Linked DNA regions of Homo sapiens: region 2 is linked to region 1. The links are chromatin contacts, found by Hi-C or POLR2A ChIA-PET in ENCODE. All regions are on one chromosome and are shown on one strand. The core of a region is the stretch at or near the end of the contact, and the rest is flanking DNA. Distances in the headings are between cores, read along the strand shown.

The links. Hi-C counts contacts between places; a loop is a spot of excess contacts on that map. ChIA-PET counts read pairs that join two places held with the same protein, here RNA polymerase II (POLR2A). Pooled maps may share reads with other maps.
Region 2: a map of PC-3 shows a loop between it and region 1 (3-fold over the local background). The contact joins two enhancer-like sites. A Hi-C loop is called at or near these places in 4 of 168 maps with a recorded cell type or tissue (PC-3, astrocyte of the cerebellum, endothelial cell of hepatic sinusoid and 1 more), 1 of 37 single-sample maps with no recorded cell type and 1 of 50 pooled maps. POLR2A ChIA-PET finds 5 or more read pairs at or near these places in 3 of 52 experiments (T-cell, activated T-cell and naive thymus-derived CD4-positive, alpha-beta T cell).

Annotation. Positions count from the first base shown.
Region 1 is chr5:148,860,958-148,865,892 of GRCh38, reverse strand. No RefSeq gene overlaps it. Among named protein-coding and RNA genes, the nearest start is that of ADRB2, 37 kb to the right of the region's middle. Within about 2 kb of position 1,657, at least 3 of the 41 ENCODE cell types and tissues checked have a DNase peak (open chromatin) inside an H3K27ac peak, as active enhancers do.
Region 2 is chr5:148,909,133-148,914,564 of GRCh38, reverse strand. No RefSeq gene overlaps it. Among named protein-coding and RNA genes, the nearest start is that of ADRB2, 85 kb to the right of the region's middle. RefSeq lists an enhancer at 3,228-4,427. Within about 2 kb of position 3,769, at least 10 of the 41 ENCODE cell types and tissues checked have a DNase peak (open chromatin) inside an H3K27ac peak, as active enhancers do.

The sequences.
Region 1 (4,935 bases), core at 408-2,907:
GGTCCCGTGGAAATCACAGGCAAGCTGGCTGCCTCCTGGGTGCTCCACTCCTCAAGTCCCTCCCTGTGGAATGTCCTGTCCACTTTGCTTGACAATGATGATTGGTATGATGTCGATTGCTATGATGGTGATGATGATGATGATGATGATGACGACAATGTGACCACAAGGCTCAATTACTGAGGGTCTCTGCTAAGTGCTTTATGTGCTTTCTATCACTTAATGCTCACATATAGTCCTTGAGGTAGGTACTGTCATTATCCCTACTTTACAGATGAGAAATCTGAGGTGTAGAGAAGTTAAGAATTTTGCACAGAGGCACACCTTGTACATGAGGGGTGTTAGAATTTCAAACCCAATCAGATGCTGGACTCCAGAGCCCCTGTGTGTTTAACTCTGTAACAGTATAGTCTCCTGTGCTGTTGAAATTTTATCTGACCCCAAGGCCTCATTCAAAAAACATCTCTACCACAAAGCATCTTTGATTATCTTTTTCATGTCTGTGTATGGCACACGTGACTGACCTCAGCAGTAGTTGTCATTCATCCATTCAACATTTATTGCGTATTCATTAGGTGGTACATGGACAAATGCTATTTTTAATTTTAATTCCTGAGTATTTTAATATGTACTTAAATAATAGTTAACACATCATACCTGTGGGCTTGTAAATGTTTCCACCTGGACGGAACTAAAACATTATGCTAGAACTGAAGTCATTTTAATGAGGACCATTAATTACATGATTAATGGGTCAGGGGATCTCTAGAAAAGGTTATGCAGAAATGGCTTATGTCTTGGATGCACTGCTCTCATTTGTGGAATCTCTAATATGATTCAACAATCTCATTGCACAATGAGAAAACTGAGGCCCAGAGTTTCAGGTGACCCACCTATGAGCTCCTAATAGTCAGAGGCAGATTGAAGGAAAGCCTCCAGGGCACCAGATCCCCAGGCCAGCATTTCTTTCTATAATGCCATTAGTTTTTTTGCTTTCTACCTGTGCAATTTTAACCTCAAAGGGCAAAACAATTAAAACAGTTCATCTGAGTTCATTCTGGTAGCAGAGAGAACCAGCAGTAACTTCATACACCCAGTTAGATTGCTGTCATTTAACAAGGACTTTTACAAGTATTTTCCTTAGAGTCCTGTCTCTGTTTATACTTATAAACAGAAAAATTTTTTTCAAGATGCTTGTCATTCCTCCTACATTGTTAGAGATTTGCTTGTATATAGTCTCAGGAAATGATTTGATGTTTTCCCCTGGGAGTTTATTCTACTTAGCTAGAATCATAAGAGAGAATCAACTTTGTATGTTATGAGGCCTCTTTCGATTTGCGTTGACATTGTGTGTGCTGCTCTGACTGCCAAGTTGAAATTGAATGGTGTATAAATATAAAATGACTTCTTTAACTTTTCCACCTAAGTCAGCCCACTGGGGGAGCACATTGCTTGGATCTGAATGCATCCCTTTCAGAGGGACACAGTCTAGAAAGAGGGTGACAGGACAGGAGGAGACCACAGCCCTATCAAGGGAGCAGCAGCTGACGGGACTGGGGTTAGCTGGCCTGCAGACTCGAGGGGCCATCCCAAGGTCACTATTAGCAGCTTGTTGAAAAGCTGTCATGAGGCAGGGCAGGGCAGGCACACTGTGCTGCATGTCTTCAAAGCCCTGGGCTGCAGACGCCACCTGCTACTTCAGGAGTTGGGGTTGGGAACAGAGTAAGCAGGTGGGCACCTAAGGAATGTGAGGAGGGGAAGGCAGCAGCTCCAGGGAATTGTTGTCAGGTAGGAATGCAGGCTAGAACTTTTTTAAAAATATGAAATCTAAGTTTTTAATGGTGGCAATAAATTTCGATAGATTGTGTGGCCAAACAAAACACATCTGTGGGTTAGATCCGGCCTGCAGACTACCATTTTTGACTTGTGCTTCTATGGGTCATGAATTACTTTAGTATTTCCAGCTGCTGATTCAGTACTTTGAGTCCATGCATGGATTCCCCCTTTCTTATGTGGCAGTTCCTGGGATGTGGTCCTGTGCTCAGGGTTCAGCGACTTTGGAGAGTATTTTCACCACTCTTCAGGGGATTGTGTGAGACTTGGACAAGAACTCTGAAGCTCCAAAAGCTGGGGACTCCTTGTGGGGTAAAGGGAGGGTCAGGCGATTCCAGGCAATGTGGCGAGGTCCCATGGTACCTGGGAACATAATTGAGACAGAGGCAAGAGATCTAAGTTTTCACACTACCTTTGTTGTATGTTCTGGGATAAGTTTTCACACTACCTTTGTTGTATGTTCTGGGATAAGTAACTTCTCTGGGTCTGTTTCCTCTCCTTTAAAATGAGAGGTGGGATTGGATGGGTTTCTGTGATTTTGTTACAGTCACCCTTCCTCACTCTCAACCCCAATTCTATAGGACTTCCAAGACCCCACATCCAGTATGCCTGTCTGAGGTGTGTTTGCAGCAATCTGAAGAACCCACTCTGCAGAGCCAGCTGGGTCAAGTTGCCCTCTCCCTGTTACCCTAGGGTTCTCTCTGCCTCAAATGCCTTCCTACTTTCTCTACCCATGTAACCCCTACCCATTCAATCATTCAGCAAGCCTCTCCTGACCCAGGTCAGGTCTATTTCCCAATCATATGCACCATTCCATCAGAGTACTCACTATAGGCACACTACTCATTTATTTGTGTGATTATCAGATCAGCGTTTCACTGGGTTAGATTATCCTGATGTTCTCTTCTCACCCTGATAATCAGTGATTCTGAGACAGTCAACCAATGAACGGCAGTGCACAGAGCAGTGGCTCTCAAGCTCTATTATTTCCCCCATGCACTCGAGAGAGTACGGCACACATCCAGCACAAATCTGCTGGGTTGAGAAGCTCATATAGAGGTTAAGAGCACAAACCTGGTCTTGACATTTCCATCTGCTGCTTTCTAGCTTTGTGGCTCTTTCCATAAGATGCACTGACACCCAGCTTAACCATAGAGTGATGATTCATTTTTGTTGTTGTTGTTTTTGAGATGGAGTCTTGCTCTTGTCACCCAGGCTGGAGTGCAGTGGCACGATCTCGGCTCACTGCAACCTCTGGCTCCCAAGTTGAAGCTATTCTCCTGCCTCAGCCTCCTGAGTAGCTGTGATTACAGGCACCTGCCACCATGGCCAGCTAATTTTTATACTCTTATTAGAGATGGGGTTTCGCCACGTTGGCCAGGCTGGTCTTGAACTCCTCTTACTTATATAATTCTTGAAAAGTTATTTAAAAGTAAAACTACGTGTCTCAATAGGCTGATGTAAGATTAGGTAAGATGTTGTTTGAATAGTCTCTGACAAAGAGTAACGCTTAATACATGGAAGCGGCTATCATTATAATTATTATTAGGTGGTGATGGTGGGAGCTGCAATGGTGAACACACAAAAAGTAAGATTAAAAATCGGTCTTTACAATAAAAGAATTTACAGAGAAGGCTTTGATTGATGGAGAAAGTAGAGTACAGAGTGGGACATTCAGGATACATTGGGAAACCACTTCTCCTAAAATTTTTTCTAGATTCTAAGTGCTCACCTCTTTACATTCCTAAGGAACCTCAGGTGATCCACCCACCCAAAGTGCTGGGATAACAGGTGTGAGCCACAGCGCCCGGCCAAGTGATGGTTAATTTTATGTGTCAACTTGACTGAGCTATTGGGTGCCCAGACATTTGGTCAGACATTATTCTAAGGTTGTGTGTGCTGATATTTCTGGATGAGATTAACATTTGATTTGGGAGACTAAGTAAAGCAGATTGCCCTCCCTAATGTGGATGGTTCCCGTCCAATCCATTGAAGACCTGAATAGGAAAAAAAGGCTGACCTTCCTCCCTATAATAGAAAATTCCCATGCTTGTCTGCCTTTGAGCTGGCACATTGGTTTCTTTTTACTGACAGACTTAAACTAAAACATTGGCTCTTCCCAGGTCTCAAGTCTGCCAATGTTTGGACTTGTACTACATTATCAGTTTTTCTGGGTCTCCAGCTTGCAAACTGCTGATCTTGGGACTTGTCAGCTTCCATAATCACATAAGCTGATTCTTTAAAATAAATCTCCTTTAAAACACACACACGTGTGCACACACACACGCATGTCCTATTGGTTTTGTTTCTCTGGAGAACCCCAATGAATACATGTGGAAACAATGATAGCTGTCCTGCAGGATTCTTGTGTGGAACAACTGAGTTAAAACACTTAGCTACTATTGGATGCACAGCAGGCATGCAGGGATGCAATACATGGAAACCATAAAAATATTTTGAAATCCCAGACAGAGCATCCTTAGAATAAATATTCTAGCTGGAGTTTTGGATATTTGCTCTCTTCACCAATTAGCATTTCCCTCCTCACCAAAGGACTCAGAGGAAGATGAGACCAAATCAGCCAGAGGTCCAGATATGGTTTGACTGTATCCTCACCCAAATCTCATCTCGAATTGTAATCCAAATTGTAATACCCTCATGTCAAGGGAGGGACCTGGTGGGAGGTGATTGGATCATGGGGGCAGTTTCCCCTATAATGTTTTTCTGATAGTGCGTGAGTTCTCACAAGATATGGTTGTTTGATAAGTGCCTGGTGCTTCCCCCTTCACTCTCTCTCTCTCCTGCCACCTTGTGAAGAAAGTGCCTTGCTTCCCCTTTGCCTTCCACCATTATTATAAATTTCCTGAGGCTTCCCCAGCCAGGCAGAAATGTGAATCAATTAAACCTCTCTTGTTTGAAAATTACCCAGTCTCAGGTATTTCTTTATAGCAGTGTGAAAACAGACTAATACAGGTGCTTTCTCCCCCAAGGGATATTTTGCAATGTCTTAAAAGATTTTCAGTTGTGATAACTGGGGGAAGAGAGGTGCTACTGGCATTTAGTGAGTAGAGGCCTGGGAGGCTATCCAACATCTTAGAATGC
Region 2 (5,432 bases), core at 2,520-5,019, 47 kb before region 1:
TAGAATGGGGCCAGATATACCTCTGTGTGTGTGTGTGTGTGTGTGTGTGTGTGTGTGTGTGTGTGTGTTAGCCCAATTCTCCCCTTGTGTGGAGACATAGCTCTTATGGAGGTTACATTCCTTCCCCAAGTTCCTCTTCTTTGAAGGCCTTTGGGACGCATCCAAGAGAGTAGGTGAACTCATGGATGCTTAAGGATTGGAAGGGGCTTTGAGGATAATTACCCAGCTATTGCAAGAATGCCTCTCACCCCAATTATCTGGTGGGAGGTGCTTGGCATGTTTGAGAACCAGCATTCCATGAAAGTTAAGAGCCCCAGCTCTGGAGTTATTCAGTCTTTGTTTTATATCCCAGCCTTGCCAGTCATTTCAGTTCGTCATTCAGCAAGTATTTATCAAGTGCCTATTTCCTGCCAAGCACTTAGATAAGCTATTTTGCATATATTATCACACTTAGTCCTCACAACCCTATGAAACAGGTAGAGGTTTTATCTCCATGTCACAGATGAGGAAACTGAAACTCAGAGAGGTGATGTGACTTATTGCTAGCAAGAGGCAAACCTGAGGTTTGAATCCAGGTCTATTGACACCAGCGCTATAGCTCTCAGCCACTATGCTGTACTGTCTCCAAGACCTTATCTTCTTAATGTAAACATCTATGATGTAGACATTATTGTATCTATTTTAAAACTAGATACTGACGGTCAGAATTTAAGTAGCATCATTTGGTCAAAGTCAATGAAAGCAGGGCCAGGACTCAGCTGGGGGCTACTCAACCCCCACGTCGGTGTCTCTGACTGCTGTGTGCAATGCCTCTACCTCAGCCTTTTGGAAAAACCTCCGTGCATTTGCCAGTCTACGTTACAGACTAAGCAGCATGCCTGCTTCTGAAGGAAGGACATGGACCATGCAATGGGAAGAGCCCTGAAGTCTGCATGATGCCAACATCTCAGCTGCTGGTCCTGTCTGCTCCTTACCAGGCACAAGGCCTGAGGCATTTCCAGCCTCTGCGCTTTACCAGCCTTGCTTTCCTCACAAGGATATTTATTGTACCAGTCAATTGAGGGCCTAGCTATGAAAGGACTTTATAAATTAGAAGGTGATGAAAGTGAAATTATTATTGTTGTAGTCCCACTTCTCTGTTTTTCTCCATCAAACTGGACAATAAATTGCATGTTGCCTTCGGGAATCTTGAAATGCATCATCTAGTAGCCTGAGCCCCATGATCCCAGGATGAAGCAGCATGAGGCAGGCTATCCTCTCTCACAGCCGGCACTCCTGCCTGACTCATTCAGGGATGCCACATTCCGGGATGTGAGGCATTACAATGGCTGCCACTGTGACGTGTAGTCATCCCAGAAAGGCTGGGATGTAACATTCCTGAACAGATTCAGGCATGAGAAGAGAGAGGAGAGAAAATTTGTAAACAGGCAGCCTGGGGCTTAGGAGAGGCAGGAGAAGTTGCTCATTTTCTGTGCTCTTGTTTTGAAAGTCTTTGGAGGTGTAGCTGTCCGTCCATCAGGCTGATCTTATCATCCTTCGGGAAGCATGCATCTCCAGATGCGTGGGACTCCTCACACCAGGGCCTTGCACTCTCGGACCACCGGTTCCAGGAGGGCTGGGTCAGAAATCATTTGCTCACTTCACTACTCACTCCTCTAAGGAGTGAGAGGATAGGAAAACCAGAGGTGCCATCTGCAGGTGGATGGAGGAGCTCCAGGTGATTTGTCCCTGAGTTTTTCCAGTTAAGCATTTGCTCTCTCCCCTCTCACCCTGTTGTGCTAAGGGTGGCACAGAAAAAGAATTTTATTTATTTTGGGTCTTTGTTTGTACCTGTTTGCAGCCCAAGGAAAAGAGAGAGGCAAACTCTCTGGTTCAGGCTTCGGTGAGAGCCTTCTTTTACTCAAAGAGACTGTGGAGGCTGCCAGAGAGCAAGTCAAGGAGTTGGGAGGTGCAGCCTGCCTTGAGCAGGGCAGCAGGGACTTGTGGGATGAGCTATGGCTCCGTTAGGACCCTCCTCACCTGGAAACAGGACTGTGGGAGACATTGCCATCCCTCCTATCTAACAATTCGATGTTAGAAAACTCCCTGCTTTGGGTAGTACCAAGAAATTAGTTGTAATTATGGAAATGAAGAAGGTGGCACTGAAAGAAAGCACCACCAGGGGAAAGGGCCCTGCAGGTGGAGGTGGAGACCTGGGCTCCAGGTGTAGCCTTGCCACAGGCTCTGTGTGAATGTGAGCCCTCTCTGGGGCTGTATTTATGAAAAAGGGGGTTGGGCAATGATCTCTAAGGTCCCTTCCAACTAGGCCAGTTTATGCAAGACTTTCCTTGATTTCAGTACTGAAAGTTTTGTGTCCAGAAATCCTTGCTTCCAATAGAAAGCTTCCCTTTCTGGTTGTTCTAGTAACTTCCCTCTGGGATCTCAATCCCTTTTCTCTCTGTATTGCAGAAGCCTTTTCTCTGGATTAGGAAATCATTGTGATAACTCCTGCTAAATGGTGGTGGGTAGGGGTGATACTCAAAACATGAACATCCTCTACGGTAAGGGCACAAACCCATCAGAATGAACCAGGCCATAAACCCCAGACCATTCTTGGAGTGCTGTCCACTCCCCGTCCCCGGGGTGGGCAACCCCACATTGAAACTGGGCTTCTATCTCCAGGTCTATGACAATTCCACCTGTTTCTATTCCACCTCTTCAGTCAGTGATGTGAAGTCATGTCAATCACTTCAGCGCCAGTGGAACTGAAGGATTTTCCAGCTTCTCTTTTACTGCTTGCTCTCAGATTAAAGGTGGTGACTTCCCCTTCACTGGTCAGTTCCAGCCTCAGTCCAGTTTCCTAAGGTTTTTTAGGGTGAGACTGCTCTGAGTGATGCTGTCCAAATCCAGACAATAGTGTCTTTGCGGATGGGCTTCACGTCTCTGGGATTCAAGTCTGTTTGTGCCCCACCATCCTTGGTGTGCTGCCAGATGAGTCTTTCCAAAACAGTGTTTTGTCAGCCTCCTGTACCTGTTCTGAAATCTTTCTAAGCACATTTCCTCAGCCCTCTCACCCACTGTGGACAAACAGGACCACATATTCATAATCATGACCCACTTGTCTTTGGCTTCTGCCTCTGTTTGCTTACATGGGATCTTGGTCTCTTCCAATTGTGTTTTTATTCAGAGAGCAGCTGCTAAACTGTCTGGAATGACAGAAGTTCAGTTTCAAATAATAGTTAACATACGTGTATCACAGGGTGGAGAAAAGCAGAGTCCGTGTGACCTCTGGCTCCCATTCACCTCCACACCAGCTGAGCCCATTTCACATGACCTTTCTGCCTGTGTTTGTCTGTCCTTCAATGTGCTCCATCCTCACTTGTTTATGTTGCTTCCTGAGCACAGTGACTTGCATCAGGCACTGTGCTAAAGGTTGGTGAAATGCAAGCTGGATCCAACCCCTATGGTGAACCTGCATTGTGGGAGGGCAGATGGACATATAAGCAGCTGCTTCGTGATGGGACATGTGTGCTGTAATACATTTGAGTGTCATGGCCACATACAGCGGGGCCTGGCTCCTTCTGCAGTGATATCAAGGCTGGGCCTGGGTGAGGAGGAGTCATAGTTAGAGAATGGGTGGGAGGAAGCTCGCATGCCAGGCACGGGGAAATGGCATGCACAAAGGCACCCCTCTGTTTGTCTCCCTTTGTCTTCCACTGTGGGTGGTGCTGTGGGCGGCAGTGGGTCAGGGATTGCTGGGCAGGAGGCCAAGGCAGGCAGAGTCAGCCCTCAGGAACCACCAGGTCAGGGAGCACTGGCACGCCCAAGAACCCACTTCCTATTTCCCAGAGCAGATGGAGGCCATAGACTCAAGTTTTTCTCCCCATTTTCCCCCTCATTCCTCAGAATACCTGCTCCTTCCTGTGTCACAGGCCAGCTCTGACTTGGTCTCCATCCCCCAGGCCCCTGACAAGTCACCAGTCATTGTTGACCCTTCCTTTCCTCATCTTCTGCCTTCCATTTCCTCCTTTCCACAGCTTCTACTATGGTTCAAATCCCGGTCACCCATCTCCCACCTGGTTGGTTGCATCAACCTCCTCATCAGTCTCCAGGATTCAAGTCTGTTTGTGCCCCACCAGCCTTGGTGTGTGCTGCCAGATGAGTCTTTCCAAAACAGCGTTTTGTCAGCCTCCTGTACCTGTTCTGAAATATTTGTAAGCACATTTCCTCAGCCCTCACCACGCACTGTGGACAAACAGGACCGCATATTCATAATCATGACCCACTTGTCTCTGACTTCTGCCTCTGTTTGCTTACATGGGACCTTGGTCTCTTCCAGAGTGCACCCCAAGTAGTTCCAGGAACCCCCAGGGCAGTGTTGCTGAAAGTGGCTCTGTGCACCAGCGCCAATCTGTGCACGTTGCTATGATCTGCGATGACATTAGCACATACATGGAGAATAAGTTGAACTTTCATTTCTGTGACCTCTAGCAGATGGGATTTTTTTTTTTTTTTTTTTTAGTTTTACAAAACAAATAAACAAACAAGCAACAGAAACAAAAGACACCTGGCCCTTCACAGATCATTTGAGCCCTGCCCTAGGGTGTGTCATACCCAATCAAGTCTGGCTCCTCCATGCACTCCTGCCTCACCTCCCTGCTATCCACTGGCAGCTCCTGGAGCTGTTTTTTCAGGAAATCAGTCCCTACTGCCTCTCTTCCTGGAGCACAGCTATCCAGAGTGTTCATGTGAGAAACAGTTTGCTTTAAAAATACTGCTGCAATTCAGAATATCCACTTTTGACATTAAATTAGGACTCATATTTAAAATCACTATTTACCTTCTTTCTTTAAAGCATTTTTTTCTTGGTTTAGTTTGGTAATTTTTCAAAATAACTTTAAAAGTCAACTTTATTAAAATGTAAATTACATACAAGAAAATGCACTTATTTTCACCGTACAGTGAAGAGTTTTGACCAAGGTATACATTTGTTAGATCACCACCCCAATTAAGATATAGAACAATTCTATCATTCTAGAAAGTTCCCTTGTGCCCCTCTGCAGTCAGTCCCACTCCTCCTGCAGCCACAGGCAACCACTGACCTGCTTTCTGTTTCTACAGATGGGTTTGGCTGTTTCTAGGATCTATAAATGGGATCATCCAGGATGTACTCTGACATCCATAAAATTTTTGAGATTCATCTACAATGCTATATGTATTAGTAGTTCAATCCTTTTAATTGCTGAGAAGCATTCCATTGCGTGTACCATATGACAATTTGTTTATGCATTCTCTTGCTGATAGACATCTGGGTTGTTTCCAGTTTTTGGCTACTTGAATAAAGTTCTCTGAACATTCATGTACAACTCTTTGTTTGGACAAATGTTTTCATTTCCTTTGGGCAAATACCTAGTAGTAGAATTGCTGGGTCATGTGGTGGAGATTATGTTTAA